Regions from separate parts of the Mus musculus genome. Here region 2 is linked to region 1. Evidence: chromatin contacts called from ENCODE Hi-C data. All regions are on one chromosome and are shown on one strand. Each heading gives the region's core, a stretch centred on a gene start or an enhancer-like site at or near the end of the contact. The rest is flanking DNA. Distances are from core to core; before and after follow the strand shown. Region 1 overlaps Capn12 (calpain 12). Region 2 holds the start of Spred3 (sprouty-related EVH1 domain containing 3).

Evidence for each region. Hi-C counts contacts between places; a loop is a spot of excess contacts on that map.
Region 2: a map of heart shows a loop between it and region 1 (3-fold over the local background). The contact joins the promoter of Spred3 here to the enhancer-like site in region 1. A Hi-C loop is called at or near these places in 1 of 37 maps with a recorded cell type or tissue (heart).

What each region holds. Positions count from the first base shown.
Region 1 is chr7:28,892,068-28,896,187 of GRCm38, reverse strand. It overlaps Capn12 (calpain 12), which reads right to left. Exons shown (of 21, transcript NM_001110807.1): 19 at 3,453-3,569; 20 at 3,307-3,365; 21 at 2,603-3,226. The coding sequence ends at 3,200. It overlaps Actn4 (actinin alpha 4), which reads left to right. Exons shown (of 21, transcript NM_021895.3): 18 at 1-99; 19 at 676-756; 20 at 1,529-1,687; 21 at 1,801-2,940. The coding sequence ends at 1,959. Among named protein-coding and RNA genes, the nearest start is that of Gm44700, 5.2 kb to the right of the region's middle. Within about 2 kb of position 2,372, at least 1 of the 3 ENCODE cell types and tissues checked has a DNase peak (open chromatin) inside an H3K27ac peak, as active enhancers do; it is heart, where a contact is called at or near this core.
Region 2 is chr7:29,166,283-29,170,402 of GRCm38, reverse strand. It overlaps Spred3 (sprouty-related EVH1 domain containing 3), which reads left to right and starts at 1,756. Exons shown (of 6, transcript NM_182927.3): 1 at 1,756-1,883; 2 at 2,430-2,610; 3 at 3,708-3,876; 4 at 3,969-4,045. The coding sequence starts at 2,434. Ggn (gametogenetin) reads right to left here and starts at 193. Exons shown (of 3, transcript NM_001358852.1): 1 at 1-193.

The sequences.
Region 1 (4,120 bases), core at 1,123-3,622:
ATCAATGAGGTGGAAAACCAGATCCTCACCCGAGATGCCAAGGGTATCAGCCAGGAGCAGATGCAGGAGTTCCGGGCATCCTTCAACCATTTTGACAAGGTAACCTCACCCTACCCTACCCCACCCCACTGGCATAGCATTGCCTTTTGTCTCCCTCATTGTATGTCCCTTCGTACCCTCTCCATCTGCACCCATCCATCCATCCATTCCATCCACTGTCCTCATGATGGGCAGGACCCCAGAGTACACACAAGGCCAGGTGGGCACAGGTTCCAGGACTCTCAGAGTTTTTAAAATTTGGATCTAGACTGGTAACCTCTTGAGAGGAATTCTGAGTGTTGAGTTTGATTGTCTCCAGATCTCCTTTCACCCAGTACCACAGCCACTCAACTTCTGTGAGTACCAGTGTGCAGCCTCTTACCCTGTCCTGTAAACACTGAAGACAGGGAAAGGTCCCCTCTATCTTTGAGCCCTGGACTTGGTCCTCCATGCTGCCCACTGGACCCCTACTGAGGCCATGAAGACCTCTCTGCCCCACCAGTCCCTGGCCACCACCTTGTCTGCATCGCCTCTAACTGTGTGTTTCCCTTCCCCCTGTGTCTTCCTCCCCTGTCCACTGCATGTGGCCCGGCCCCTGCATCACCCTGTACGCCTGCCTTCGATGGCCCCCGGTAGGACCATGGCGGGGCACTGGGGCCTGAGGAATTCAAGGCCTGCCTCATCAGCCTGGGCTATGACGTGGAGAATGACCGGCAGGTACGCGAACCACGGCCCCAGCAGACCGACATTAACTGCTCTTCTCTTTCTCTCCTCTTCACCCCTGGCATCCTGTGCTGTCTCCTGGCTCTCTTGCCTCTCCTCCCTCATGTCTCTGGACACTTCACCCCTTACCTGGTCTCTGGGCCTCCTGTCTCCTTGCTTCTCCATTGTCCTGTCTGTCCGCTGTGCACATGGGGCCTAATCTGGGCCTGGCCTCTGCTATGCCTGCGTCCTGGGAGCAGAAGCAGACAGGCAGCATGGACTCAGATGACTTCAGGGCCCTGCTTATCTCCACAGGATACAGCCTGGTATGCTGCCTCTGCCTCCCCTGCCTCTGCTCCTCCTCCTTCCCCAGCCCCCTCACTCCCTCCCGAGCTTGCCTATCTTCCTGGGGACACTCACTCCTCCAACTCCAGTGCAACATAGCCTTGCCTGCCTCCGCTGCTCTGCTGCACTCGAGGCTGGGGTCCTTCCAGTGGACACCCTCCACCCCACCCCCGAAAAACCAACCTCTTCCTGCAAGTATCCAGGGAACAGTCTTCCAGCTCTCTCCCTTCTCTTTCTGTTTCTCATTTTCTTTCCCCACCCACCAAAGCTGGGAAAGTGAACCTCACCCCCTGCTCCCCCAGACTTGGGGGGAGGAGGCCAAGGGACAAACTCCCAAGGCTGGCACTATTTGGCAGCATTTCTGTCTTTGAATTCTTCCAAAACTGAATCTGTAAGCAGCTCCACTAAGTACTATGTCCTCTCCCTTTCCCCCTCCCCACAGGGTGATGCTGAGTTCAACCGGATCATGAGTGTGGTTGATCCCAACCATAGTGGCCTCGTGACCTTCCAAGCCTTCATTGACTTCATGTCAAGGGAGACCACAGACACAGACACAGCTGATCAGGTCATCGCCTCCTTCAAGGTCCTGGCAGGAGACAAGGTAAGCACGACCCACAGAAGCATTGGCGGCCGGTAGCCAAAACTTGAGCCAGCACTGGGTACTAGGTCAAGTGGGTAAGACACAGTGGCTCAGAGTCCTGTTTATGCCCCTAGAACTTCATCACTGCTGAGGAACTGCGGAGAGAGCTGCCCCCCGACCAGGCCGAGTACTGCATCGCCCGCATGGCACCCTACCAGGGGCCTGATGCTGCTCCTGGCGCCCTTGACTACAAGTCCTTCTCCACAGCCCTCTATGGGGAGAGCGACCTGTGAGGCCCTTGGCCACCCTGAACAGAGACTCCCTTGGCCTCCCGGAGGGGCTGAGGAGCCCTGCCCCCACCCTGACTCTGTATCTATGCAAAGAGCTCTTTGTGGTCCTTCTAGGGGGTCAGGCAGGGAGGGGCTAGGCAGGCCTCTCTTTCTCAGTCTTGTAGGGGAGGGAGGCTTGGCAATCAGCATTTCTGGTCTGCTAAATATATACGCTGTGCTGTGGGTTCTTAGCCGATTGGAGGGGACAACGGACTCCTGTGCCCCAGAGATACCTTCCTATCCCAGGTCCCCTCTGCCCCTGAGGCCCCTTCAAAGCCTCTCACATCTAGGCCAAAGCCCCATGTGCCTTGTCCAGGAACCGCCTGCCCTAAGAAGTCCAGCAGAGGGCACCCAGCTCCCCTGGACCAGATTCCAGTGGCTCCTCCCAGGAGCAGAGGACCTGCCATAGCCCTTCTCTGCCTCAGGAGTGGCTGCGGGGCAATCAGCCCCAGCCCACCTGGCCTCTGAGTCTCAGATTTTCTAAGGACCAAAACCAACAAAACACAAAGAATGGAACAGAAACAAACAAAAAAATCATTTAAAAAAAAAAAAAGGAAAAAAAAAACTTAAAAAAAAAAAGAAAACTTTAAAAACTTAAGACCTTCCAGAGAATTACTATTTACTTTATTAACTTACGGATTTATTATATAAATATATATCCATCTAGCTGCATATCTCTGCCACCTCTCTCACTCTCATAATGAAGACATAGCTGATTCAATGCCCTCCCCAGTCCCTCCTGATTTTCCCCTCGTGGCGGTGGGCAGAGGTCTCTGGGGACCTTCTGAGGTGGAGGCAGGCTGCTGGCCTGCCTGCCTGGTCGTTAATGGGTTTCTCTCCACTCGCCCCCTTGAGTTTATTCTGATTGATTTTTATTTTCTTGGTTTCTGGATAAACCACCCTCTGGGGATGGGAGAATAAAACATGTAATATTTTTAAGAAGGACTCTGGTGTCATCTTCTCCCTGCATCTCTGTTCATGCCCCAAGGAGCTGGCAGTGCCCACCAGCCCAGTGCCTGTGTGGGGGTTGTGCCCCTCTCTAAGCAGGGACTGACATGAAGAGGCTTCAAAAGGAAGGGTGGCAGTTCTGTTTGGGATGGCTCCAGCTCGTAATCCCAGCACTTGTGAGGCCGGCCAGGGTTACATAGCCACCACCTTTGTGACAGTGAGTCGGGCAGCAGGGTGACCTCCCTCAGCTTCAAACCTATGAGAAGGTAGCCACCTCCGACCACTGAAGAGAAAAGAAAGATACCCTTGAGGCAGAGGCCCTGGGATGGTGCTAGAGCCACACTGTCCCTCGGGCCAGCTCACCTGTTTGTGGGTCAGGCAGACGACCCCCTCGCCGCCATCCAGGTGTTGGCAGCAGTGGCCTGTGTGGGAGAGGCCAGGGTGAGTACGCAGCACCAGCCCTGATGCACACCCCACCACACCCTACCCTGCCTGCCAGGAGTACTCACGGAAGATGCAGGTGAGCCGGGCTGCACAGCACACGAAGCGCTCGAAGTCCACACGGAGCCGGCTGTCCCGGTAGCGGCTAGTGAGGGACTGGGTCAGCTGGTTGTTGAGGTGGAAGCCTACGAGGAGGCCGCCTTGTTTATTGTGTTTACAGTATCCACGTGTGGTGCTGCTTATTTTAGTGTTGGGGGTGGGCACACGTACATGGGGAGCGTCTTCCTCAGTCCTTTCTCTACTGAGGCCGAGGCTCACCGAGATCACTTGCCCTTCACGTGGGTGCTGGGGATCTGAACTCTGGCCCTCACACTGGAGTTGCAAGTAAAAGTTCCTTACCTACGCAGCATTCCTGTGTGCTGTTTGAAAGAAGCTGTCCTCTAACTCCTACATAGCCAAGGACTGTCACCAGCTCCTGAGGCCCCTGCCCCTCCTCGGGTGCCAAGAGTTCAGCCTGTGGTTTATGTGGTACTCGATCTAGAACTCAGGGCCTCCAGCACGCTTGAGGAGCACTCTCCAACTGATGTGGGCCTTTTGTGGCTGTTTTGGAGTGTTGGGGGTGGAACCCCGGGGCCCTTGCATAGGCCAAGCAAATGCTCTCTCCGTTGAGCTACAACCCCAGCCCTCTGGGAAGTTAGTGTGACACTTAAGTTGCTTAGGCTGCTTCTCAAGGTGC
Region 2 (4,120 bases), core at 507-3,006, 270 kb before region 1:
TGGGCCCAAGGCAGGGCGGGGAACGGCCGTAGCAGAAAATAACCGAAAAGAACGGGTGTGCGGGTGAAGGCAAGTGGGCGAGACAGCGAGGACGACCCCCGAGATCTAGGCCCCGCCCCGAGCTCGAGGCCCTGCCCCCTGCAAGCCAGCTTGAGTGCAGCCCTTCAAACCTGGATCACCCTTAGAAAAATACAGAAAACTCTTCATAGTGGGTAGGCAGGCCCCTTCTCATTAAGCCCCACCCCTTTATAATGCCACACCCCTCTCTCTTAAGCCCCTCCCCGGACCCCCACCCATGGCAAACACTTGCTACATAGCTCCTCCTTTTGAGCCTCTTATTTGACCTGTCACTAAGGAAATTTATGTCCAAGCTCCGCCTTGCTAAGTCCAGGCAGCATCTCTTTCTAAGACCCTGTCTTTCCTGGGATGGCTCAGAAGGTCCACCCGCCCGCCCCTTCCGTGACGCACCCTCTCAGTTCCTTCAGCGTCCAAACCTCCTTCCTTACTCAGGCTCCCAGGCCCCTCCCCTTTTCGAACCCTGCCAGGCATCCCGCCCCTCCCATTCAGAGCCCTGACCGTGGACCACCTTCTCTCTAGAACCTTGGGACCAGGGTCTATTTCTGTTCCCTTCTCATATCATCAGGGACCAACCGTTCAGATAAGTGGAAAAGTGGGGATTCCCTTCTGGGTCCCGAGAAAATGGGGGCTATAGATGTTCGTTGTAGCCCTAGCCGGGCTCTAGGACCCAGCGGGCATGTACGCCTGCCTTGCTTCTACCCCTCCCCCAAGCCGCCCCCTCCCCCACACACATCTTCCAGGTTCCCCCTCCCTCCCCCCTCGCCCCGGCTCCCGGTGCCCGTCTCCAGCGCCGCCGGAGCCAGTGAGGGAGCGGGAGAGAAGAGGAGGAGGAGGAGGAGGAGGAGGAGGAGGCCGCGTCGCCGCCGCTCGGAGCCCGGCCGGAGCCTCCCAGGCAGGTGCCCAGAGTGGCGAGGGGGCGGGGGGCTGACGAGACTGCCTGCCAGGGTGAGGGGGCAGCCTGGATCGCATCTGTAATCCTCTGCCCACCCTTGCACCCTGCGGACACAAGCTGGGAGAACAAGAGGGGTGGGGGCACCAAACTACGCGGTAGCCATTTGGGGTGCCAATCTCCATTTGGGGGTCCTGGACTTCTTCCGAGGATGCCCCATTCACAAAATTCTGTCGTGGACCCTCGCCATTGAGGAACTCTGATGACTACTCTCCCCGGGAAAATAGATGTGTGGGAGCATAGGACACCCCAAGATCTCAGTGCCCTATCTCAGCTAGGCCTTTGGGGGGGACCCCAGCCCTCTTTCCCCGCTTCACCTGTTGTTGGGGGAGGCGGGCGGACAAAGGAAGCAGTGTCACGTGACTGCTCATTCACAAAATCCCATCCCATTGAGAAAAGGGGGCTGGGGGCGCTGTGGCCGCCCCTTCCCCTCCTGAACGGCTGGGGAAACCCGACATCCTGCAGGTGGGGGAGGGGGCTAGAACTCGTTGCCTGGGCTCATAAGGTTGGGACTTCATGCTCCATGAGCCTGGGACAGTGGGGCTGAATGGTAATCCTGATTGCTGGGCGGAGGGCTACATCCCCTAAACTGGGGGCGGGGTAAAATGTTTCTGAAGGATGGCGGGGGGCGGGGGGGTGAGGGGCTGGATCATTATCTCCCCTCCCATCTCTCTTGGCTTCCCTCAACTGAGACCAACCGGAGCAGCCTTGATTTTTGTGAATGAAATGCTCCTTGTATCTTTTCGGTCTCCGGTTGCTGGTTTTCTCTGCCTCCATCTCCTTCTCGGCCTCTCTTTCTGGCCATTTCTGGTTCTCTCTCTGCTCCCTGCCCATCTCCTGGTTGCTGGGTGACTCAGTGAGCTTTGCATCCGGTCTCATTCATAAATCCGGGAAGGGGGGGGGGGGAGAGAAGCCAGGTTTCTCACCCAGTTAGTGGCCTGGGTGACTAGGGTGCGGAGGCAGTGTTGGGGGCACTGAAGCTGAGTTGATGAGTCCAGAGAAAATATATATGCGCAGGAATCCAGCTGTGAGAGGGGACAATGGGTGGGGCTATGGGTTTGTGATGAGAGGGAAGGAGACTGGGGTTGAGGGGGATGAGCTGTAGGGGGAGGGGAAGTGGCAAACCCAGGCTAAGGGGGTGGAGATAAGGGAAGGTGCTGAAGAGGTGGGGATGGCGAGAAAAGGTAGATACGAAAAAGGATGGTGGGCAAGATGTCACTAAGAAGAAAGAAGCCATGATAGAAGAAAGTGGGCAAGGGGTGGGTGTACTGGTGGCTTGAGGGTGAGGTAAATCCAGAGGTAAGGGATAAAAGACGAGGGCAGGGTTAGGGAGAACGCTCAAACCGGGAACAAGATTTGAGTTCACGGCCTGTGTTGTTTCTGTCCTCCCCACCTCCTCCAGGTACATGGTGCGGGTCCGAGCCGTGGTGATGGCCCGAGATGACTCCAGTGGGGGCTGGCTGCCTGTGGGGGGCGGGGGCCTCAGCCAGGTGAGCGTATGTCGGGTCCGAGGGGCCAGGCCCGAGGGGGGGGCCCGCCAGGGGCACTACGTCATCCACGGGGAGCGGCTTCGGGACCAGAAAGTGAGCCACCCTGGGGTGTGGGAGTGGGATGAGCCCTGGGGAAGGAGGGCTGGGGCTGGGGAGGGGGTGGCAAGGAAAGGTTACGCTGTCCCTCTGCCACTGGGACTCAAAGTGGGCCGTGGGTTGGAGTTTGGAATAAATAATCTGGTTTGTGAATTAAGAGCTGGGATTTGGGGGTGGGGTGAAGGATTAGGAAGCTCCTGTCCTCTGCTTCTCTGGCTGTTCAATCAGCTATTTCGGTAATGGCCTTCCTGCCCCATTCGGTTGTGTTCCTCGTCTAACCCTGGTCCATTCCACAACGACCCAGCTCACACCCAACTCCTATCATGTCCCCTTTCTGTTCAGAATCCTCCTCTGGCTCCATCTTATTCACAGATGCTCACCAGGAGATCGCAACCAAGTGGCCCTTGTCTGCCCTAAGTATCTGGAGGCGTTTGCAGGGTCTGCTTAGAAGTGGTTGAATGTAGTTGACAGTCCTATGTCACGTGCTCCTAATCTCCACACTAGGGATGTTGTAGCAGGAGGATAGGATTGTAAGGGTCGGGGCCAGCCTGGGCTAGGTAGTGAGAACTTATCTAAAACAAAAAACTTGGGGAAGGGATACATCTCAGAGCAGGGCATCAGGAACAGTGTAGAGGAAGTGTTGATGTCAGACAAGAACATGAAGGGAACACAAGGGGTGGTCAGCATCCAGTAGACTGTATAGAAGGTAACTATCTCTGGGTAAGTTTTCCAGGAATTATTGAGGCTTCAGAAAGGAACTGGTTGTAATATTTTGATGTGCTCAGTACAATGTAAATAATGCTTTTTCTTCAATCAAAAGAGGAATCGTTAGGGTATGAGAAAAGGTTAGGTTTTTTTTTTTTTTTTGTTTTTGTTTTTTTTTTTAACATTTAATAAGATTTGAGGTTCCTATTGGGACATCAAAGGAAGAAATCCGATAGGCATAGAAATGAAAGGACTGAAGGAATATTGTAGAATCAGAGATACATCTCCTAAAATGAGGGCATATTAGTGTCCAGGTACACCTGGTGTTGGGATGCTGGAGTGTACAGAGGGGCTAAGTTTAGCTGACCTGGCCCCTTCCTGCCCCTCAGACCACCTTGGAGTGTACCCTGAGGCCAGGTTTGGTTTACAACAAAGTGAATCCCATCTTCCACCATTGGAGCTTGGGGGACTGCAAGTTTGGGCTGACGTTTCAGAGTCCTGCAGAAGCGGATGAGTTCCAGAAGAGCCTGCTGGCTGCGCTGGCTGCCCTGAGTCGAGGTCAGTGGTCCAGGCACACACAACCAGGCTTGGGAACAGAACGGGAGAATCTGGGGTCTGGGGACTCACTTCTTCCTTTCTCCCCACCCTAGGTTCGCTGACTCCTTCCTCTTCCTCTTCCTCCTCCTCCCCTTCCCAGGACACTGCAGAGACTCCCTGCCCTCTGACGGTGAGTCTTGGGATCCCACTCCCATGGGAGGGCAGAGGGTTGGTTCTAGTCTATAAATATTCCTGAATACTTGCT